5 separate regions of the Homo sapiens genome follow, and regions 1, 2, 3 and 4 are each linked to region 5. A link is a loop called in an ENCODE intact Hi-C map of the cell type or tissue named here. Cell type or tissue: endothelial cell of umbilical vein. All regions are shown on one strand.

Region 1 (5,000 bases), 160 kb after region 5:
CGCAGCATTCTGTGGATTGGAGAGATGTAGCCTCGCTTCGCTTGCCTCTTTCTCCCGAGGACAGTAATCAGTCATAAAAACAGCTCTCCTCCTTCATATCAAGCCAACAGCTGGAAACTCTTCTGCAATGTCAAATTTAGCACGCACCCCTTACTAGGCACTGAACTTAGTCTTGTGGGTCTGCGCTACAGTCTTAAATGAGTATTCCCGGGCCATAGTTTATCCTTTATTTTTGCGTAACATTCTCATTGACTTTGGTGCAACTCTATAAAGGAAGCAAGGATTGAATATCATCCTTTAATGCCAAATTTACTACAGCTGAACAAAATGAGCGGAAATCTGGGAGGCTCATGTCAATAAACAAAAGATAAATGTTTAGGAGACTTAATAACTGAAAGGAGCTCAAATAGCACTTTCTTTGGAACTATTTTTAAAAATACAGTGATATAGTAGTGTATAGAATTTAGTGACAGTTTAACTGATATTTATACAGTTTGTATAGTATATGTGAATATATAAACACACTATGTGTGTATGTGTATGTGTGGGTGGGTTTTTGTAGTAACTGCTGAGATATTAGGCCACTAGAAATTTCCAAAACAATTCACAGATACAATAAATGCCAGAATCAAATAGGCAATGTGGAAGACAGACGTCAGGTCTTAGAATCCCTAGATGTGAGATCTGGTTCAACTTTACCATTTTAACTTTCCTGGGGATCAATCTATGAAACAAAGAGGTGGGATTAGAGACACTCTAATGTTCTTTCCAATTCATACATTCAGTTAGTCTATAAAGACTCTTATAGCCAGTTTCTGGGCCAAACCTGTGGCTTTTATATGTGTGAGTATCTGTGTTTATATACACAAATATGCATATACATTTCTGTGTATGTCCATATATATACCTATATGTTTATACTAACATATAACGAATCAAATAATTTAATATTGTGATAACTTCCAAATTTAGAATCAAATGTGAAGAAATATATTTGTCCTGTCTGCTATAGGGTAGTTTACTGCACACACACACATCACACATACCCCCCCACACACACACCTTCTTCTACCGCTATATTAGTTCATAAAATGTAAAATACATTGTTACTTTTAATTTCTTATGGTTACTTTTGGAGAGATCAAGGACATTTGGGCAGACATGTGTGGCTAATGTATCATAATGAAAATAATGTACCCAAGTTGAACTTCAACCTTTTTTCACAGCTCATAATTGGAAAAAATGCATACAAATATGCTGTTGTAATAACTTAAATAGAATTTGTGCTTCCAAACTCTTATAAACCTCCATTCTGAAGCATTATTACAATTGATTCTAAATGTTTATATCTCAGATATACTTTCATTCAACTAAAATGCACTTAGAAAAATTTATTCTCCAGAAATCAAATCAGTGTTGACAAATATGATACCAAGTTCTGTTTTAATTGTAACAATGAAAGAAAATAAATATTATGTATTACTTATTAAAATTCCTTCTCCAAAAAAACCAGACTGGAAAATAATCAGTCTGTATTCAGTTCACAAGATTCCTTTATCTCACATGGATAAAGTAAGCCAAGTCAAATTCTCAGTGCTTACTATACACATTTAACTCAAAAGTTATTTAATTCTGTTTACTTTGTAAAATGTATGATTTTACTCTGTTTAGATCACAGTGCATTTAATTTAGGAAGAAACTAGAAGATTTAATATGAAAACTGGCAAGTGTAAAAGCAGTATTAAACTGTCAATCACAGCTGATATTGCAGAGCTTCATTATTTAACTGAATATGAAGATTAGACACCCTATGTTATGCATATCAATTTAAAATAAGAAATAAATTTAATCTTAAGTTGGAAAAGTGCATAAAGATTTGCTTGAACTGATGGGATCTGATTTATCCCATAAAAAGTATTATTTCTGAGTTTATCATATGTGCATATAAGTCTATATATATAATAAACATATCAAAAGTTTTAGATTTAAAAAATTTAGGTATTTATGTTGCCTTTCACTATCACCTTTTTCTATATCTGTAAGAGTACATTATAAATATTAACATTAAATCTACTGGGAAGGCAGCTGTTGCACACTACACGCTAAAGGGCATTTTAACCCATTAGTGGGGTTTTCTCTGACAGATAGAAGTATATATGAGTGAGTGATTGTTGTGCAATAAACCTGGGAAACATGTAAATTGCATTTCCTCATGGCATATTGCAACTGAATTAGAATATTGGACAGACATAAACAATGCAATCAAACCGTGCCTTTTATTGAGCTTCTATTTGACTTAGTATTCATCTGTAACAACAACAACAAAAAATGTGTTTCTCAGGGTCTGTGACAATGCAGGCCACAAGAGATTCAATGTCAGTGCCGGCATACAAATTTATTAGTCTATAAAATTTGACATTCTCTTATTTATTCACAGAAAGGACAAATAAGATATTTTTTCATACTTACCAGAAATATCTGGGAGTGTTTATATGCCGCTCCATCTGGAGGATGCAAATAGTCAGAACTGCTTTACAATTCAGTAGGCAAAAGCCTGCTGAAGGATAACAAATGACTTCATGGTGAAACTGCTATTGAAATTCTTTCAGTATGTGATATTAAAAACAACTGAACAAACAGAGATAAGGGACAAATAGGATTTGAAACAGACTTTTTTTTTCTTACAGTGCAAAAGAAAAACAAACGAATGCTTTAGTCGAACCTATATATACCTTTTAGTGATTTCACAGCATGGATTTGCTTAATGCATGATAGTTTTTAACTGAAGCATCTCTAGAAGTCCCACTAAAACCCAGGAACCAATTCTAAAATGTCTCCTTAGGGTCAAGAATTATAATGTTGACGCTTAAGAAAAACGAGAAGTCAACATGACTCTTTTGATGACTTGACTTAGAGTTTCACGTTTTGGCCTTTGGCATAATGCAGGGATGTGGAGGTTTAATAAATATTTGGTGGTTAAGATGCTGTAGTTTAAAAAGGCCTTCTAAAATTATGTGATATACAAAGATAAAAGCAAAAATCTAGAGTTAAATATTATGAGAACCAAAGTAGTATAATGAGAGCTACCAAAAAGTTTACTTGAAAAATGCATTTCATTTAGTTCAATCTCTCTTACATAGAAGAGGTTCTACAAATGTTGGCTTTGCAAGACAAACTAATGTTAGTAACTTCCAGGTGATCAGGAAAGTCAAAATCTAAGAAACACAAAAAAGCATTACTTTGCAATGATTATTTTTATTTCTTGCTTTGAAGGAAAGATGAAAGGCTATTTAGTTAGGTGTTCTTGTTTTATTCTACAGCTGCATCAAAGCAACTACCTCAAAATTTACAAAACAGTTCATAGAGCCCCCCGGTAATTGAAGTATAGGCTAAATGATCACATCAACAACATATGAACATTAAATCTGCCAAACAAAACTCAAATTATTAGGTCTTCAAATGATCCACTATTTTTCAAGAAATATCCAGTAACGAAACAGCTGACTGAAACCCTGACATGACAACGATTTTTAGATACTTCCCAAGATAGCATTTCTGTGTATTAATGTACAATGGGCCAAAATTATCAGAAGCATATTACAGTGATCTTCCTTTAGTCAAATCTAGATTCTTTAGGACTAACTCTCTTTACTTACACCTAAAAGTGTGCCATGTGCAACCAGCTGTGCTAATATAACCCATTTGCTCTTTCGGACGTCAAACAATGATTTACACTAAATGAAGAAATATTATCTTCTGAGGCTAATGCAGATTATTTTCTTGATAATTTATTTTTAAAATAAGAGGGTGGAGCTATTCTTTGTTTGTTTGTTTGGTTTGGTTTATTTTTTTGAGATGAAGTCTCACTCTGTCCCCCAAGTGGCAGGCGGGAGTGCAGTGGCGCTATCTTGGCTCACTGCAACCTCCACCTCCAGGGTTCAAGTGATTCTCCTGTCTCAGCTTCCCAAGTAGCTGGGCTTACAGGCACATACCACCATGCCCAGCTAATTTTTTGTGTATTTTTAGTAGACATGGGGTTTCACCATGTTGGCCAGAGTGGTCTCCAACTTCTGACCTCGGGTGATCCACCCGCCTTGGCCTCCCAAAGTGCTGGGATTATAGGCATGAGCCACCGCTCCTGGCCTGAGTGTGGAACTATTCTTAAAAGTACTAACCTTCCAAGTGAATTCACAGTTAAATGGGATTATAATATTTTGATGGGCAATAAAGTTTCATCAAAACTAGTATATTTTGATGACTGCCCAACTACAACTTGTTTAAGTATATAAAGAAGCAGATAGCTCCAATATAGTTTGCTCATTTCACATATTTGCTGGTCAATCAAGTCTAGGTTGGTATTATTAAAGTCTAGCTCTAGCTAGCAACCTCTCCACCAAAGCCACCTCAGCAACCCACGGAAAGCTCACCCTCTTTTCCATGGAGGGACACTCTAACTGTATCACTCATTTGGTACATGATGATGTATGTCTTTGCATTTCCTCTTGTGTCGCTTCCTTTTAATTACTTTTCTTCTTAGCTTCTTATCCTGTAGATCTTGCTTCCTTACCGGATTGTGGTATTGAGACCACTTTAATACTTGTTAACATTTCATATATAACCCAACCCAATGCATTTTACTCTAACTTTTCCGCCCAGTAAATTTCTCTGAATAAATGACATATTAAGCTCAACTCTAGTTTGCAAAATGTGATGTAGATAGAAATAAATAATTAAGTATAATTTAAAGCAGAACAAATTGTGTATTTAAAGGAAATGTGAGTTCTAAAATAAGTGTTTTGTACACACACACACACACACACACACACACACACCCCTGGAATCCAGACAGCAGGAAAAAAACAAGATGGATGATTATCAATCAGCCTTTACATTATTCTGAAGATGGTGGCTAACGGTTCCTATTTTCCTCAAAGTCAAAGGATACTTTTAGTTTTGATAATAGACAATAAATTCTGAAAATAATTTTATACAATACAGGG
Region 2 (5,000 bases), 300 kb before region 5:
AAGCCTTAGACTTGAGATTGATTTGGATCCAACCTCAAGAAATTCAACATTTCTTTTCAATGTAGAGCCTTGCTGTAAAGTGAAATCCTTCAGAAGTATATTTTTCAGTCTCAATATCACACTCTAAAGTAAATTCCATCTTCATATAAAATTACAGGCAAGCTTTTATGTAAGTTAAAAGATGAATAAAAAATTCTGAAAAGGTAAAATCTTTAGTCCAAAGGTGCAAGAGACTGCTTTACAATCTGGCACCAGTTAAAAGAAGGTGAGAGACAGACAAACTGGCTGTCATGGCAGGGTTGCACATTACCTGCAGTGTGGAAAACCAAACTCTGATGCTGGAGTAGCCATTCCTGCTGAGACCTTATTTCTGTAACTACACGCTTTCTTTCCGTCTTGTAGGTAGGATTAGCATGAGACCCATTCAGGAGATTCTGTGTCGTATAAGTTGTTCCTGAACCTTAGTGTGCAATGTAATTACCCGGAAATAGGTTGAATATGCACATTCCTGGCCTAACCCCAAGTGATTTTGGTTTAATAGGTCTAGAATAGGTACCAGAATAGGGTCTTATTAAAAATAAACTTTTAAATTTGAACTTACTTTACACTTGTAGGAAATTCATAAAATTGTACTGAGTCCTTTTATTTCCCTCACTTTACTTCCCATAGTACTAACATTTTGCATAAACGTGGTACAATTTATGATATTAGAAAATTGTCAGTGGTACAATATTACTGATCTACAGAGTTTATATGAATTTCACCAATTTTTCCATTTATGCCTTTTTCTGTGCCAGGCTTCCACATTGCATTTAGACATTTATCCTTTTCTCCAATCTGCAACAGTTTCTCGGTAATCTTCTCTTAATTAAACATTTTAGGTCTATATGATATCAGCTGATTTGCAATAAAGTTGGAGAAGATCCAATTAGAGGATCTTTGTCTATCATATGCAGAATTCCAGGGGAAATTCCCTGGAATTCCCCTGAATTATTATAGATACTATTATTTCTATGGATTGGTTACAGTTGTCTTGGATACATATAACTTCTCCCTTTTCCTTTTGCTTATCTTTTGGTATAAATCCTACAATATGCTTTTATTTGAACAGGATTTGTACTCCACAAGTACAGCTTTACTGAGTGGGCTGTCATTATGCTGGACTGTAATCCATTGACGTTACATTTCTGAATTGCAGATACATGTGATGCACTACTCTGCCATTTCATGAGTTGGCTTATTCAGGTGGTTCATATAAAGCTGATTTTATAGAAACATTTTTGTGCACTTTGCCTGTGTCTCACTGCTCTAGACCTGTATTCATGTCTCAAATGTATCACTCAGTTTTTGAATAAGCTTGGATAAATATCTATCCTTTCTGCTTCTTATTTCCTAACTATAAAATGGAGAGCCTGCAGTGGGATCACACCTGTGAACAGCCGTTGCACTCCAGCCTGGGCAACACAGCAAGACCCCATCTTGAAAAAAAATAGGGAGCCTAACATTGCCATGGAATTGTAGCTCTCAAGGAGACCTTAGATAGCGTTGAGTACAAAGCACCAATTTAACATGTAAAAAAATTGAGACACAGTAAGGGTATGAACATACTAAGGTCAGCCATCCATTACTGAGAAGAAAAAAAGTTAAACCTCAGGTCTCCCTACAGATTTGAACTTTTTCCATAATCCCTATGTTCTAATGTACTGCACCATTATTACTCTTCCAACATTCTCTCAGAGGAAAGGGATCCCTCCTTCCAAGGTTTGTCTCTGCCTCTACAAGAGATTCTCATTCCTCCAACTTTGATCTCTTTATGCCTTCTTCTCTGTCTCCAAGTTTGTCAAGTTTTGTTGTTTTCCTTTAGCAAATGACAACAATAGTAATAAAATAACAATAAAAAAGAAATATTTCCTACTATGAATTATTCATACCATTGCATTTTCCATTTGTCCCCAAATCTCTTGAATATCTCTGCTTCCTTAAAATTTACTTACTCTTTATCCCATCTTATTCTGTCTTCTTCCTTATTTACTGGAACATCACTTATTCATACCACTGGTGGCCTACACATTTAAACATTCAAAGGCTTTTTTTTTTCTTTTGCTCTTCATCTTTCTTCACCTCTCCAAAGGAATTAAACTGTTAACCACATACTACTTCTTGAAACTATGATCTCTCGGCTTTTCTAGTACTCCTCTCTCCCTGGTTATCTGTTCTTTCCAGCTGTCTTTCACACTGGTTTATTGTTCTTCACCATTTTTTAAATATCATCATCCATCTGGCTACATTATTTTATAGTCATTGGTAATACACTGACTAGGTGTTGGTCTTAGTTTGTGTGCCAGAAATTCAGCTCCTTCACCCTTTTTTGTCTGCTCAGTGAAAATGGATTTGAGCCTTTTAAATATTTTTTCTTTGCCAATTGGTGTGATATTAAGCCGTGTCAGTAGAGGGCACTGGAGTGACATTTCAGAAGAAAAGGGTTTTTCTTACTGGCTCAGTGCTTATTGAGAAGGCTCCTGCAACCAAGTTGGCTTCTCCAGTGTCCAGCTTCTGTGGTGTCCTCAACTTTCCCAGGGCCCAGGGCCTAGGTGTGGGGTTTGTTTTTTGGCAACAGGCTCCTGCAGTCCATGCAGATTCTTCAGCACCCAGCACCCACAGCACTGACTTCTTTGGTATCCAGTTCCTGTGGTGAACAGCGGCCAGCAACATCCATCAGTCAGCAATGTCCCCTAGCAACTCTCTAGGGTGATTTTGCAGCAGGATACCTCTAATAAGACACCTCCCTGTGAACAGCTTTTCCCAGAACTCTAGATGGCCGACTTCTCTGCCATTCAGTGAGCCGGGGTTGTACCCTCCCTAACAAGATCTTGATCTCAGCCTGGGGAACTTCTGCTTGAGTGTTGTAACTTAGCCCTATGGGTAGTGACTCCTTATACCTATTCCTAGAAATTTTACATTTCACTGGACTTCTTCCTCATCAACTCTTTATTATTCTATGCTCCTATTATAATTGATAATTCTTTACATTAAATGTTTTCTCTTCAAAGTACTGAGTGGTTTCTCTCTCCCATTTGCACTCAGTATGTTACAGCTTTCCCATTGTCATACAATCTGGTTTTCCCAGAGAGCACTGCCATAGATAATGTTTTACGCGCTACTACTTCTATTATGAAGTAGAATTCTAAGGAAATAACAGTGAGGGGAAGGGGAAGTGAAATAAAGAAGGAGAAAGAAGATGGATTTGTAATAAAGCTGGAGGTAGCCATTGTTAACACATGTGCCTTTGATGCGTTAGTAGATTAGTTTGGACCATGTTTTGAAAGTCTGTGTGAACTAATGGGAGTCTATTTGGAGAAAGAAGAGAAAATAATTTATTTGCTGGCTCTTGACTTTCGCTGATCACTGTTTCCCTTCACAGTGCATTAGGTTCCCTGTACTAACTGTGTGTGCAAGGGTGCCAAGCAGATCCCTCCTGTTGTCTCACACACAGTGCCAAAAGGGATGTCTTGAAGCAATAGGGTAAAGATACAAGGTGTGGACTCGAGGAGCAGTGCCTGCATAAGAGTGCTCAGTGCCCCTGCAGCCCTTATGATTTTAGTGGTGATTTGGGTGAAACAAGTAGCCGGGGTCCCAGAAACAAATAAGAATGAAAGTATGTGAAGAGGCACATATAATCCAGTGTACTTCACATAGAATCTTATTAATGTCTGTGACTTGAACTACATTCTACAAGTAGATGAATCTCAAGTCTCTATCCTACCTGCACTTTCCCTCCTGAGAACCAGGCTATACCTGTCCTTACAAATGGTTAAACAACAAACATGTGTGAATGCCTCACAAGTGCTATCTTACAAATGCTGTAGCTTGGGTATGTGTAAAACTGAATTCAGGCCCAGCGTGGTGGCTCACACCTGTAATCCTAGCACTTTGGGAGGCCAAGGCGGGAGGATTGTCTGAGCTCAGGAGTTCGAGACCAGCCTGGGCAACATGGTGAAACCCCATCTCGACTACAATACAAAAAAATTAGCCAGGCATGGCGGTGTGCACCTGTAGTCCCAGCTACTCGGGAAGCTGAGGCAGGAGAATTGCTTGAACCTGGGAGGTGGAGATTGCAGTGAGCCGAGATCGCACCACTGCACTCCAGCCTGGGCGACAGAGTGAGACTCCATCTCACCCCCACCAAAAAAAAAAAAAAAAAAAAAAAAACAAAAAAAAAAAACTGAATTCAATTTAATATTTTCAAAACATACTATACCTAATATCTTTAATCTTAGTTAAGAGGGTCACTATCCATTTTTTCTTCTAAGATGGAAGCTTTGATTTTCCTTGGGATATCACTCACTGTCTTACTGATTCAAATTTAATTGCTCACTAAACCTTTTTTCATTTTCCTTTAGAAATGTCTCTCAAACTAGCTTCTATTTTTATTGTCACTGCATGCTCTTATCCCAGGTTTATTCTCATAACCCTCTCAAATTATTGCAGCAATGTCTACCGCAGCCCCTCTCTAACCCCTTCAACATGATTATTATCTTAAAAAAAATAACTCTGTTACTTCTGTACTTTAAAACCCACCTTGGCTGCCCATTGGCTACAGACCAAAATCCAAATTCTTGGCATGCAAAGTCATTCATTGTACACCCCCAATTCATTGTGCATCCTAAAGCCACGATTTCTTCTTACACTCACTCTCCTCTCCACCCAGCTTCTTTTCCTGTATGATGTTTTCAGGCTTCTGCCTTACTGAACTTTCCAACATATGATGAATATTCCCACATTTTCAAGTTTCAGGACTTATGCAAATGTTTTTCCTATTGCTTAGAATAGGGAAAGAATCCTACTTCTCATAAAACACAGACTAAATGGCACCTCTTCAGTAACTTTCCTACAAGTTAAGTGTTCTCTGAGCTCCCACAGCACATTTCTTTATTATTCTAAAAGGATTTTCATATTTTATGGTAATTTATTTGTTTTTACACCTGTATTACCTACTATAT
Region 3 (5,000 bases), 380 kb before region 5:
ATACAAAGTAAAGTATAGGAGAAAGTGAGAAACCCAAGACTTCATACACATATGTAACATCAGTGATTCTTTTTTAACGCCAACCTGCCCTCTGAAAAGGAGAGTTTGGCATAAACACAGGATGGAGAAGTCTTCTCACAGGAGCAGTAACAATTATTTTTCTAATGTGCCTATCTAGTGCATTATGTTTTTCCTGCTCATGTGTACACCGGAACACATTCTACTTTCATGCAGCTATTTTGCAGATGTGCCCTTTTAGCCCACGTAGAGGAAAAAAATCCCTTTTTAAGGAGTGCTCACACCTCAGTCACCTGAGTCTTTCTAAGTGATGAGGAAACTGCTTTGTTTCCTTTCTCAATTTCTCCATATGAGAATTACCACCTCAGAAATCTGTGGAAGGTTTAGATCTTGGCTAATCCACGGCAGGCCAGTGAGTGCTGGTTTCCTCTTCCGAAAATATTTCTATTTTTTCCCCTCCCTCCTCAACCTTTCCTCTCTCTCTCTATCTTCTTTTTTAGTAAACATTTGTTGGCCCCAAATTTTAAATAATGAGCATTTTCACAATATGAATACTATGTTTCCTGTTTTTTTTTTTAATGATATGCTAATTGGAGACCTCCATGTTACTTTGAATGAGAGGTTACATCTTTAATCCTGATCTTGTTCTTCTAATCTCTTCTTTAATTGAAATTGATCAAAAAAAAAAAAAAACCTACATAGAGGCAGAGGTGGATTGGGAGATGGAATTTCCCCTTTCTTTACATAGTGTTTACTTATTCATAGATTTGGTCAAATGGTCCACCAGTCAATAAGCATATATATACTCTGCTGGTTGAACCCTATTTGATAGCCCTAAGGGCTGATGGAGCTCCCACTTTCCTAAAATAATACTAAGAACAACCATCTCACTTCCCTTAACAATGACATAGAAACAAAGCTGGGTAATTCCTTTCTACGTGCTTTTTCAGAACAAAGGTTAAGGTTTTCAGGAATGAAAAACAATTAGATGGGTGTTGAAGGTTGCGGATGGAGTGATTCTGCTTTTATGTCTGTCTTTTTTTTTCTTACTTTTTAAATGAGAAGTTGTGAATATCCATAAATGGACATAGATTATGTGCTTAATGGGCCTTTTTCTTGCTGACTATACTCCCAGAGACAGTAGACCATTATCTATCACTTTGCCTCGAGTACTATATGAGAGGTTGTTCCCCCTATAATTATTGTCCATAACTTTATGGAATCAAAATAAAACAATCTAATAAATTAATTATTATAAATTAAAACAAAATGCATTGTTTCAAACTATGTTCAATGTTGTTTTAGCTATTTTTATTACATATTATTCTTTTGAGGCTCACACTCTCCTCCTTACAGCTACTTTAGAAATGGAAGAGCAATTTAAATGCAAAATGCCTTTTTTTCAAAGAGGGTGTAAGTCTACAAATGCATCATTGTGCATGTGGATGAACATTTCATAAGAATGGATAATGAGTAATGAGGTGGATCTTTTTCTCCAATAAAATTACTTATGAAATTCTGTGGCAGGCACATTCTTCTATGATTAAATAATTCCCAACAGTTCTCCACCATTTTCTTTTTAAATTTACACTTGGGTTTTACTTGCTAATGTTTTTACTCCAGATTTCATGAAGGTCAATATTCCTCTTATCTCTCCTACAATAATGTAAAATGTTTCTCTTGTCACTTTATATTAGTTACTTCAATAAATAACTAATTTGGAGGGTCATGATGTCCAAATATACTTTCTCTATTTTGAGAGATATATAAACATTGAATTTTAATATCCCTACCACAAAACAAATTTTTCATTTGAGATAACAATATTTTTAAATGCATATACACTATACCTAACACTTTGATATTTATTTATTTATAATTATACTCAAAAAGTTCATGGGGACATTCTTCACTTTTGAGACATAGGCTGAGCATGGGTATAGCAGTGTCCACTAGGGAGAGCTGCCTTACAGCACACCACAGCTATCAGCATTACCACATTTGATAATTCTCCATCACCAGTAACAGTAATGGAGAAAACAACAGTAGCTTTTCCAAAGCAGATGAATTTGATAATAATATCTTCCCAAATCCAATGTAATCGTGTGATTTTATATGTGATTCACAGGTAAATAGAAGTGCATAAATCATCAATTTTACACTTTGCTACCATTTTAATTTGAAATGAACCATGTTGCAAACCATTCTTACTCTCTAATTCATCACTTCTCCTTGGGTGAGTAAAAGTAGTTTTATGATAATATCTCTGATTATAAGAAAAAAAAACAAGTCACTACATGCACTATATTAAACATTGTAAAAAGTTGAGTTAGTTAAGAAAAAAAATATATACAAAGAAGAGATAACTTACCAGGACAAAGCACTGCTTTCAAACGTTAAAAAATCACTCATGGGAAAACAACTACAAAACTGAATAGTTTTAATTATGATGCAAGGTCAATAAACTTCATCACAATTTTTTAAAAGGAGAATATGTATTTAAAAGTTTATAACATTATGTCATCCATATAATTAAGCACTTTTAATCACTGACGTTAAGGAAGAGAGAAAATTTCTACTGGATTTTGTTTTTGTTTTAGGGTCATTTAAAGCACAGCTAATTTCACTTTAAAGGAGGAAGAAATAAGAAATCATTCAGATTGGCTAGCAAAAAAACAAAAAACAAAAAACAAAAAACCTCTACCTAATATGCTTATTTATACCTAGCTGTTAAAACTATAAGTGCTTAAAAAGATACCTTCACTGATTGTATAATATTAAATCTTCTAAACTATAAGTGTTTTAAAAATCACACCTACTCGTGACTTGAAACTACTTTTGCTGAATATATGTATATTATCAACCTCAATTACACATGCCTGTTGATTTGTGTACGTCATTCACTAGTTCTTCTTTCCTTTTTCTTTACTTTTGCTGTATTTTGTTTGCACATCATTTAGCTTTGGTTCTAGACTAACAATTACTCTAGTTTGTAATTGAGTTTAAAGGAATATGTTATTAAATCAGGGAATTCCATAAATATTGGTTAAAAGTTATAAATAGGTTGTCTTTGGTATTTGTCAACATAGAGTTCTTTCAATTAAAATATTTCCTGGCTACCACAGCGTGGAAGCTGCGGAAATTGGCTCCACATCCAGCTGGCTGATTCAGTAAGAAATCAGCTGGCCTCAATTTAGATTTCTTTTCTTTTAAAGCAGTGCCAAATTGAGGATTAGTACATTGTGGAGAGGGAGGCGGGCAGCTCCACCCCTGATCGGCCATTCTTCATTCCCTAGAATGGGCTTGCCCTCCCAGCCCCAGCTGTGCACTGAATTAATCTACACAGGGAGCTTCTCTATCTACACCATTTTCAACATGCTCTTCAAGGTCCTACACCACTTCTGACAAAAGCAAAATGTGGCTCTGGTGACTCTGGACTTGGGCACTTCACTAACGCCTTAAATATAAACATTCACACACACATTAAACACACACACACGTATACAGGGGGTGGGTAGCGGTGTGGAGAGAGGAGAAGAGAGACAGTGCTTAAATTGAAAATTGTGGAGACAGTCAACAGTAAATACTGAATCTTAGAAAAAAATGAATAAGAGAATAACAGACAATAACAGCATTTATTCAGAAAACAGATCCATCTCAGGGAATTGGTGTGATTTTACTTCTCCAGAAATTGTCCTTCTAAACTAAGAGTGTGAGAATAATTTAGTTATCAACTAGAAAAGGGTAAGTGAGAAGGGACACTTACCCTTTTCATGACCTAACGCAAATATTTATTATTACCCTACCAGGGACCTCTTCTTCCGTTCAAATCATCCAGGCTTACGTCTAGCACACCAACATTTTCATGTTCTGCCTTGTACCTTCTCGAAGCTCGTGGGCCAATTATGAACTAATCCTGCTTTTATACCAACAAAGAAGGTCATATATATACAGTTTTATTGTAGGTTATTGTTCCTATAAACTGTGACCTTTTGTAAAGAATGCTCAGCCCTTATTTTAGAAGTATTACTGATGATATTATCTAAGAAAATTGTTCAGGGTTATGACCTCACTCAAACTGTGATCCAGCCAACCATATTTGTTTGAATTTAGTCTTGTTTTTTATAATCATCTATCTGACCATGAAAGGAATTTGCTTGTCTGCATTTTCATAAATATCTGCAAAAGATATTATATTTATCATGAATTGAAATATTTTTAACACTAAAGAGAATACAAAAAGTATTTTAGCAGACAGTAATGTTTTATTTACTTCAGCTAATTTTCCTGATAGCTTGGAGTTTACATTATATAATTTGGATAAGTAGAAAGAAAATACACATCTAAAGGAACTCTTCATCAGCTGTGCTATGAGGCTCTACAGAGATCATATTAGCAGAATTGACATCCTGACAAAAAACTTACCACAGCAAAGATATTAACACTGAGAAATGTGACCAATGTATTTCAGGCCCTGGTCATCTGTGCTTTTGCCTATAAATAGATTTCATACATTTCCTTAATTCATTTTTTCTAACAACCACTGGTTCTTTAGCATGATCTGGGTCCAAGGTCAAAAGCTACTGCTCGCTACCAGTGCAGCTAAGTCACTGAGAGTTATTTTACCTTTCGGGCTTTCCTTGTGATTTTTCACAAGTTTGTAATACTAGTCCATGAAGCTATCAAATCTTCATCTATAAAAATGTATTCTGAAGCAGTTGAAAAAAACCCGAGACTGCTCTTTAAAATATCAGGTTCTGTGTATTGACTTAAAATAAAAATTACACGGAAAAACAAAAAGTGTGATGTTGGTGATATTGTTTAGGTCATATTGTAGGTTTCTGCTTATCATTTCTGGCTGAAATAGAAAACCTATATGAAAGAATTGACTTGTAAATGTAAATGTTAACCCAGTTTATACAAAAAGCATATTTGTGTGCCCTCTCTTCAGAGGTGAATTTTAAAATCCGTATTACTTTTGT
Region 4 (5,000 bases), 130 kb before region 5:
TTTCCTATATTTTACTTAATGCCCATTCTTCAAATTCTGGATTTAAAGTTACTCCAGAAATTTTTATAAAATTGACACCAAAATGCAAGACATGATACAGCTATGGTAAAATGAAAAGCAAACCAGGCTTGATTAAGAAAGTATGAATTCAAGTCCTGGCTCTACCAAGTACAAGCAAATTTTAGAGCTAAGAACCTGTCTCTTATTTGAGACTCATTTCATTTATTTATTAAAACGATGATTACCAATTCAAAGGATTATAGTTTAAATCCAATTAGATTATGCATGTGAAAGTGCTTTGTAAAATATAAAATACTATATTAATATAAAGTATGAATGGATGAATAATTAACAAATAATCCAATCAATTATACATTTTATAAATTTCATTTTGGAAACTTGGCTTCAATGTGCCACGGAGGAAATTCTGTTCTTGTACCATAAGCCTGTGGTTTCTTCCTTTTTTTTTTTGAGACTGAGTTTCGCTCTTATTGCCCAGACTGGAGTACAATGGCTCAATCTCGGCTCACGGCAACCTCTGCATCCTGGGTTCAGGTGGTTCTCCTGCCTCAGCCTCCCGAGTAGCTGGGGTTACAGATATGGGCCACCGTACCGGGCTAATTTTGTATTTGTTGGTAGAGACGGGGTTTCTCCATGTTGGTCATGCTGGTCTCGAACTCCCCACCTTGGGTGATCCGCCTGCCTCGGCCTCCCAAAGTGCTGGGATTACAGGCGTGAGCCACTGCGCCCCTGCTCTAAGTCTGTAGTTTCTATATTATGTCTCTCTGATAAGGCTTTGATGAAGATGTATAATGTTGATGAAAGAATTATTACTGTATACATCAGTTTCCTTATATGGACTAACCCTGAGTTAGTTTGGTTAAAATTGACTTTGATAGAAATAATTTGGGAAAGGGCAAAGAATATGAACTGGTTTATCAATTTCTCTTCAGGTGGCAGGACCTAGAGGAAATATGTGTTGACACACACACACACACACACACACACACACACACACACACACAGATACACAGACACACACACACATACACACACAGTACAGGTTTTGCAGAAATAGACTGTGAATAACATAAAACCACTTAAGAGGCTTCTTGGATATACTTCAAGCAGCATTAGAACTCTGAATTTTGAGTTTGAGTGAATAAAAGAAAAAAAAATATATGGGAATGAAATCATTGTGTTTGGCAGAATGTTGGAGGTTTGCTACAAAAATACACCAAACTCACAGTGTTGCCTAATTTAATGCATATGTATTCCACGCTTATTATATGCAACTATCACCTATATCAGTGAGTCTTAACTTTTGAATAGTTCTCTTTTGAGATGCTTATGAAAGTTGGGGACCACTCTTTTGAGGAGGAAATCGATCATCTAGTCGCAGCTACCTAACATATAGTAAGTACTTATTAATATTTACTGAAAGAATATGTGAATGAGATAAGGCAAAGCAAAAGCTGGAGGAATACAGACTGCAAAAATGAGAAGGATATAGTCTTTGCCTGTCCCAGGGTTATACCACATCCATGATAGTAAAACTAAAAATACCTTCTATTGGAAAACCACTCTATTGATTACGAGGCAATTTCACAGACATTATCTTGAGTTAAGAGGAAGCTCTAGGAATAAAATTTTTTAAATGCATGCATTTATAATCTCAATAAGGTTATATGCCAAAAGAGTGATTCAAATGGCACCTGGTGCTTATTTAGAAAAAAGAAGAGATTCTGTTTAGATGATGTGAGTTGAAAGGGGAAAGAAGAAAAAAAAAAAAAACCACCATGGCAAGAAACGGGCACTGAATTTTGGGGAAGACTTAACTAGAGGGAGGTCAAGAGGTTGTATGAGGAAACCATGCAAGGATAACAGCTCAAGAAAATCAGGAACCCCAATTCCCTGAAGAAACTGTATTTTTAGGGGGAAATCATATTTTCTATTATTATGCTCAAAAAAGAATCTTTAGTTTCTGGCTATTCTGTATCTGTATTTCAAAAATTTCTGTATTCAGAAATTCTAAGATCAAGCTATCTATTAATATTTCCAATCTTGGCCTTGACAGCAAATCCATCATTATCTTAGCAAACTCATCTGAGGAGACAAAACTTGAGAACTCGGGTATCTGTGTACAGAGGTTTTTGTTCCTTTGACAATTTGAAATTTCTTGGAAAAAAATGGAATGGCACCAAGCATTAAACACACACACATGCGAGCACGCGCACACACACACACACACACACGCAGACACACACACACACACACACACTGATTTAACTTTCAAATATTTTGGGTTGCATTCACATCTGCTTGACATAAGTCATCAGTGTTTATGCAAGAACTGGCATAGCTTAGGCTGAAAAGATTCACTTAATTGACCTTTCTGTCATTTCCATGACCCAGTAGGTTTAACCTCACTGCTGATACTGCAGGTGAATATGGGAAAGCATTTATTGAAAGCTGCAAAACAGACACGGTTATATTTCCTAGGTTGATGTTTTGCATATCTGCACAGTAGGGCCATTAAGTGTTCTAAGAGCACAACGGAAACAATCATAACATTTGTTTTTAGATGACTGACTCAGAACATGTACACCAGGCTTTATATAGAAACTGTTTTTGTTTTATTAAGGGACTGTTTGCCTGTTAGTGATAACATCATTAAAAATAAATGAAAGGGGGCTGGTAAAATGCTTCCCAAAAGCAGAAACCTAATTAAAGGTGATATGCCTGCTATGAGGCTTTTTTTTCAGAACTCAGAAATAGAACAAGGTTAGTTCTTTCTCGTTTTATAAGGCCCAAAGAAGACCTCACAGTAAAACATCACTTCTGATCTAATTTTCTATTTCTGTGTACTTTAATAATCTACTTTAAAGTCTGCGCTTGCCCATAGAAAGTGAACCAGTTTTGTGCCTACAGATAGATTCTTCCTCATGTCATACCGCATGAAAAGAAAATCTGATGGTTCAGCTCAAACAAAAAATGCACTCCCTTTTAAAACAAATTGTAGAGGTCGTAAGATGTTCAGTAATAGTAATAGTAGATGCATAGTGCACCCATAAACATTCCACAGCTCTAAATGACCACTTTTGAAAGTCTGAGTTAATGATTAAAAAAAATTTCCAAATCAAGGTTTATAATTTCAGAAAGAAAAAAAAAAGTAGACCCTTTTATTTTAAGGGGTGGAGTTACTCTAATTTCATGGATGGTGGAAAAAGCAGGAAACTGCATTCCCTTGATAACTCTGCCCTTATTGTGCTGTGACCTTGGCCAATTTACTTAAATTTACATCTGCCAAAAATGAGTTTCTGAAATGTGCTTTGAGAATTTTCGGGGGGAGGGAGGAAGAGTTGTCTCATAAATCCAAGGCCTTTTCAAAGTTAATATGACTTTAGAAGTAAAGCAAAAATGAAGAGAAATGCTAGGCACCATCACAGGGTGCCATAGTTTGATACCCTGTTCTCTTCTTATCAGCTCTGCATAGCTCTAATTCATTTATGAGTCTCCAAGCCGAAAATGAGTGTCATTGCTATGTGAATAAAACAGAACGATTCTCAAATAATACCCCTGAAATACACACTAGCTCTGGTGTTGAGGACTGATATTCAAAGTCTAATTTGCACGTAACTTTTAGACTAAAATTATCATGGAATTATAAAAAATGTAAGAGGCCTTTGGAAATCACCTCATCTACATTCTTCATTTTTCAGATGAAACAAGCCCAATAACTGATTGACCCAAAGTTTTTCAAACCCAAGTCTGAAGATTCTCATTTCTTTTCTCATTAAAAGATAAAGTGTCAATTTAGACGAAATACATGGAAAGCACAATATTTTGAATGATTCCATGAATATGGCCACCCACAAATATACATATATAGACTGAACTCTGGCCTTTTTTTTTCTCTCACTCAAACTTCTATCTAAGAGGCCTAGGGAGTCATGCCCTACAAATCATAGAATCTACTTAAAAAGTGGTTTTTTTTTAAATTAAGCCTGAATATTGTGGCTCAGTTTCCAATCTGACTCTGTTAGAGCATCATAGGACCACAGACCCCTTTATCTTAACTTAAGCATTCATTTCTACGAACTTCAAGTCTTTAAACAATAGCTTAACTCTCTCAACTGAAATTGTCAATCAAAGAGTCTCTAAAATCCACCTATGACTGTAAAAGCCCCTGGTTCGAGATGTCCTGCCTTTTCAGATCAAACCAATGTATATCTCTCATGTATTGATTTATGATTTTCCCGGCAATTCCCGTTTCCCTGAAATGTATAAAATTAAACTATAACTCGATCTCTTCGGGCGCACTTTCCCAGGACCTCCTGAGACTGTGTAACACGAGGCTGCAGACACTCACATTGGCTCAGAATAAACCTCTTTAAGTATGTTAGCAGTGCTTGGTTTTTCAGTCATCACATATACGCATATATGAAAACAGGTGAAATGTGAAGCCTAATGGGATATTTAGTAAATGTTAAGAGATTTTAGGAGTGATAAAGATTATGTGTTTGTGATTTAAGAAAAGATTTACCCATCTTTAGAAAATATACACTGAACGTAAAGTAGAACAAAAAAGAAAAACATTAAAAATATGTACAGATTACAGAGCATATGTTTGAGATTTGCTTCAAAAATCTCTGGAAGAAGGGAAGAAATTGGGTGGAAGTATGAGACAAGATTTGCCTTGAGATGACCATTGTTAAAACAAAATGATGGGTAGGCATATGGGAATTCAGTACTCTTCTAATTTTATGTATATTTGAAATTTTCAATAATAAAAAGTTAATAGAAAAGGAATACTACTCAGTAAAGATTCTATTAACTTATAACTTATTCTTTCTTCAGAGTCAGAGGCATTGCTATGATGATGTTCATCATTACCATAAATAACTAGCACACAGAGAGTGCTTCCTATGTGTGCAAAGCAATGTTTTAAATGCTTTGCATGCACTGGCTCATTTAATCCTTACAACAATTCTGTTACT
Region 5 (5,000 bases):
CTGCCTTCTGCTTATCTGCATCAAAAATACATTTAATAGTTTATATAGGAAACTAGTACATGTTATAAATCATGCTGTAATGATTTTATTACATATAGAAATGGATTTAAGAATATGTGTTCAAATATTTCAAAGTGAAAAATGATTTTTTTAATATAGAAATGTATTTTTCCACAGTCACCTGTTGCCATCATTAATGTTTCTATTCCTTTACATGAACAATAAAGATCAAAAACAAATTATGAGAGAAAATGCAGAATAATGCTATCCAATTTCTAGAAAATAATGAAAAAGAGCTTCATAAAATGATCAGTTATTAATATACTCATATGACATTTTAAAATAATCTAATTTAAGCTATATTTTTTAATATTCATAATTTTTCCACAATAACATAGCAATGTTAACTCTTATTTAGCCTCTTCCAAACCCTAATGAAAAGGATACATAGTACCAAGGTAGAAAAAGTGGCATCATCCTTTTTTTATATTCAAAATAAATACTGTCAATACTTATCCATCATATAATGCTTGCATAATATGTAAATAGATGTTATAGTATACTTAAGGATGCCTTGTTTTGGAACATGTGGTTACTTCTGATTTTTTATTTTAAAAATTACTGTCAAAAATATCTTTTTGCCCTTTATCTTTTATTGAGGTTTCAAAAATCAAAGAATTTTAGAGCCAACAGAGAAATTAGGCAAAAATTCCTTATTTATTAAATAAAAAAGACGAGCAGTTAAGTGACTTATCTAAGTAGTTAAGTTATTTATTAACTACATTATTACTGGAAGCTAAATCTTCTGACTTATTTTGCTCTCTGCTCCCCTACCTGAGTTTTTGGCTGTGTCTAGAAGGACTTACTTGGTCACACAATAACATATTCACATTTTACACAATGATGTTTTGATAATCTTGTATTAAATTAGCCATTTATCCTTTAGATTTTCACATTAGACTCTAATTCAAAGCTGTTGAAAGTGAAGTGCACATACTGTTTTAATAACAACATTCCTAATCATTGTCAAACTGGTAATTCTCTATCTTGTTTAAAATACATAATGAAGAAAAATTGCCATAAATAGTAAATATTTAAAAATGCATTTAAATTGATGGAATAGTAGCTTAGTACATTTTTTGTCTTTTATTATTGGGGTAAGCAATTTTGTGTAAAAATTTCAGGATATGAAGATATCTTTTGCATAGGGGATGATATTAACCATATGGCCTATTCTTAATCAATTGAATTACAAACCATGGTGGTTCCTATACTTTTAAGAGATGCTTATGTGGTCTTCCATTAAAATATCCACTAATGGGACATTTGTGAAAAGATTTATATTTGAACATACTTTCTTGACCACATGTGAAGCTACAGAGAGCAAATTCATTAATTAAACTACTTATATATTAATTGACAGCTATCAGTTCTAAAATATTTCTCATTTCATGTGTCAGAATCTTTCTGGACTTTTAGGGTAGTCTTGTATATGCTCCACGTTTACAAGACTGGCTGTTAATATTGTTAAGTTTTACTCACCAGGCAGGAAGAAAGATCTTAAAAATCATTGTTAGGCAGAAAAACATTCTAGTTACCAAAACAAACAAACAAACAAACAAAAAAACTTTCTACATTTAATCTGTTAAACAATAGCAAATTTCTTGTGAATCAGTGATACTGTAATTGAACTGGAGACATTTTTAGAGCAAGCTTGCTTTGGCTTTTTCACCCTCCGATTTGGAATCTGCTCACAGTACTGCCAGCTTAACCAAAAAGGATTAACTCTCATATCCAACTGAGAACACAGATAATTCTCAGTAATTGGTAAAAAATGAAGATGAATGGGGCTGAGAGATAAGGAGCAATTAGCTCATCAGCAGTTACAGCTGTGCACTCAATCCGGCTCCATCTCTTGAGTCTCGGCCCCTTTTAAAGAACCTAAGCAGAATAAGCATAGGACACCCCCTCCCTGAAAAAATTGCTATACCTGCCCATCATTTCTCTAGTCTTCCATTTTATTTCCTTACTATACAAAGACACCTGTCATAGCATGCTATGTAAATTACTACCTCTCTCAGGACCTATGTCTAAAGCCAATCTTCTTTTTAAACTTTTTTTTTATAACAGAAACCAAATGACTACTGTAGACACTCTTAAATTCCCTGTCAATCGTTTCATTATAGCAGCATCATCTGTTTGAAAATATAAGCAATTCCCTCATCTAATTATAGGAAGGATTTGAGGTTCATTAACATTGCCAAGGCAGAGAATCCAATGTGCAATTGCAGAGCTCTGCTTGGTGGCCTGCGTTCTCAGTTTCCTTTTATTTGCTTTCTCAAGGTCTCCAAGAGTTTTTCCTGAAATCATAAAATTAATCTTTTCCTTCCAAATAGACACATGTGTTAGAAGAAAGGAAATGACTCCAGCATAAACTATTTTGTTTCTGCAGGAATGGTTAAAATTAAAGAAAGATAAGAGTAGGGTGAGCTGAAGAAGATAATTTTATCTCTTTAACTGCCTGGCTTTTTTTCCCTTCATATATTTGTTTTGTTTTATTGGTTGAGGAATAGAAGAACTAAGGAGTGATAAATACCCTTGAAGGTGACGGCTTTATTCTCAAACTCAAGTCCTTAATCTTACTTGAAACTTCTACATTCTTGTAACGATTACAAGTTTGAGAAAATGAAAAACAATCATATGTTTTGAGCATGTGAAATGTGTTCAGGTTTGTTGATCAGGGCATTAGTGTACCCTTGCCTATGTTCCACAATGTTCAGAAAGAGAAAATACTAAAGTCTTACAAGTACTTCCCTTCCTTAAAGAAATTACAGCAGTTAGAAGGTTATGACTATGGTTTAAACAATGAGATTTTCTTGGGACATCTGTTTTGAGATTACATTTTGAATAGATATGAACTCATTTCCTACTAAGCAAGCAATCTACTATTGTTGATAGCTGTTTACCAGTTCTATGAGTCAGATATTAGCTAGTGGCAAAGGTCCCTCTTAAATCCTCCAAGTATTTTTTAAACTGTATACATAGTGTTTTCCTTAAATAAAATGTTAAGAGAAGTAAAAATGCAGTCTTTTCCTGCCTCTTGGTAAATTATACTCCACAAAATGTTGCACTTGGGAATAATATTTAATGTATTTATCTTTAAAGAGTTACTTCCTTTGTTGTCATTAAGGAAGGGAGTAAGATACTAGGTTTAGCAAGTATTTAAATAACATAGAAACGATTAAGAGATGCTCACTATGTCAATATTTATATACTATTTAAAAACTAGAAGTAAAATTAAGTTTCCTTTATTTAGATTAAACTGATTGTGATTAATTTAGTATTCTCAAAAGTGTGCATAATGCCAAAAAAAGGATAAACAGATTAAAACATAGCTATAGACACTATCAAATTGACCTTGGGTTCACCGGTTTTAAATTCCGCCTTTGCATTATCCCAGTCCCAATTTCCAAGCAGCATTTTTTAAGCTGGTTATGTAGATCAGTCCTTAAAGCAAAAAAAATAGCAACTTATCTGGCCTGTATGTTGTGGATAGTGTTGCCACTAAAAAGAATCCAGGACATTTTTCCTTCTTATCTGCAATGTAGCTCATATCAGCCAACCTGTCACAAGATAGTACTTGATATAAACAAGAGATTGCAAAGACATCTCAGTAATCAATATCAGGATGGCTACAGTATGGAAACCCCAACCAGTGCATATCATCTGTCTCAGCATCTATTTCTATGGCCAAATGAAGCATTAATTCAAATCATAAATCTATGGTGATTTAAATCTGGGAATGAGCACCTGCCTGCTTTAATGATTTATTTTGTACATTTCAGTAAGCAGGAGATTTGTCCATATGAACTGACAGGTCACCTTCAGATGCCAAGAGCAGACTGTTTATCACCATGCAGACTAGCATCTCATCTTAGCAAGTAAATATTAAACTAAAAGAATCCAATTGATTGTGGATGAGGGAGAATGGCGACATGGCCATATATTTTACTCAGTGTGCTGATGCCTCACTCGGATCTATCCTCAGGTGCTCACTTCCTCCTAAAGTGATCATTTTGTTGGAAAGATATGAGCTCAAGGTTACCATGTAAAATTGGGATATAAAATAATTATTCACCATTGTCAAAGCTTTCTTTAAACATCTTTTTCTGGCTAATTTCTAAGGTTCCTATTATGAACCGGGAAGGGTTGTGTGATACAAATTTTTCCTGTCGTCTTACCCAGCAAATCAAACCAAACAAAGCAAAAACATAATCTGTTATCTGGGGCTTTAAGGATTCATTTACAATCAAGGAAAAAAACAACGCTCTTACAAAAAAAAAAAAAAAAAGCCTAAAATGTTTAACAGAACTTATGAGCTAGATGAGTGCAGGAGAAAACAAGAGCCTTGAATTGTCTTCAGAAATGTCACCGGATTTGGGCAAGACTGAGTAGCAACAATACATCATTTAAGTAGCACCCCTCTGAAGGGTTTCACTACTTCAAAGAGTCAACAGTTGATAGATTCATGAGAGCAGTCTGTATTCTAAAATATAGGCCTTGGAGATTCTTGGGATTCCTTCTAGAATTCATGTGCTTCAGCACCGCTTCCTAACCACTTCATGGTAATCGGTTCTCCTGGAGGATTCAGCACATCCTGTTATGACTGCCTGCTTACCTACCTATCTCATCCATAGACTGTATGCCCCTGAGTCCTGGGCCTGTGTTGTGATTATTTTTGTATTCCTAGAATGAGCTAATATTGAATGTCCTACAAAATCTCTAAGATGCAACAGCTGCCCTGAAATCTCCTCACAGGCCTGCAGCTTAGCAAGTAATAGCTACCAGAGACAATGGAAAAGCAGGTGGAAGCAGTTGATGGTGGTAAGAAAGGAAGAAGGTGATTTCCAGGAGGACAGATTTGAAGAAATCATAATAATAATAGCAAAAGCAATCCCCAATCTACCAACCTTACTGATGACCAAACAACTTGATAAGCA

Evidence for each region. Hi-C counts contacts between places; a loop is a spot of excess contacts. Peaks named below come from ENCODE experiments on the same cell type or tissue, not always from the same donor. Only the 100,000 strongest peaks of a DNase experiment are listed, where the experiment ranks them.
Region 1: it touches region 5 in a loop (2.5-fold over the local background); 1 of 110 quality-filtered maps calls a loop at or near these places.
Region 2: a loop joins it to region 5, with 11 times the contacts of the local background. A loop is called at or near these places in 1 of 110 quality-filtered maps.
Region 3: a loop joins it to region 5, with 4 times the contacts of the local background. A loop is called at or near these places in 1 of 110 quality-filtered maps.
Region 4: a loop joins it to region 5, with 2.6 times the contacts of the local background. A loop is called at or near these places in 1 of 110 quality-filtered maps.

Annotation. Positions count from the first base shown.
Region 1 is chr13:71,787,540-71,792,539 of GRCh38, forward strand. The region is part of intron 1 of DACH1 (dachshund family transcription factor 1); the gene reads right to left. Among named protein-coding and RNA genes, the nearest start is that of DACH1, 77 kb to the right of the region's middle. In endothelial cell of umbilical vein, no CTCF peak of the experiment used is centred here; a DNase peak (open chromatin) is centred at 2,572; H3K27ac peaks cover 652 bases.
Region 2 is chr13:71,318,202-71,323,201 of GRCh38, forward strand. No RefSeq gene overlaps it. Among named protein-coding and RNA genes, the nearest start is that of LINC00348, 310 kb to the left of the region's middle. In endothelial cell of umbilical vein, a CTCF peak has its summit at 2,441 (motif pointing right); no DNase peak of the experiment used is centred here.
Region 3 is chr13:71,239,138-71,244,137 of GRCh38, forward strand. No RefSeq gene overlaps it. Among named protein-coding and RNA genes, the nearest start is that of LINC00348, 230 kb to the left of the region's middle. In endothelial cell of umbilical vein, a CTCF peak has its summit at 1,966 (motif pointing right); a DNase peak (open chromatin) is centred at 1,994.
Region 4 is chr13:71,496,878-71,501,877 of GRCh38, forward strand. All of the region lies in intron 6 of DACH1 (dachshund family transcription factor 1), which reads right to left. Among named protein-coding and RNA genes, the nearest start is that of DACH1, 370 kb to the right of the region's middle. In endothelial cell of umbilical vein, no CTCF peak of the experiment used is centred here; DNase peaks (open chromatin) are centred at 2,544 and 3,304.
Region 5 is chr13:71,623,002-71,628,001 of GRCh38, forward strand. All of the region lies in intron 3 of DACH1 (dachshund family transcription factor 1), which reads right to left. Among named protein-coding and RNA genes, the nearest start is that of DACH1, 240 kb to the right of the region's middle. In endothelial cell of umbilical vein, no CTCF peak of the experiment used is centred here; DNase peaks (open chromatin) are centred at 1,830, 2,360 and 2,890; H3K27ac peaks cover 3,546 bases.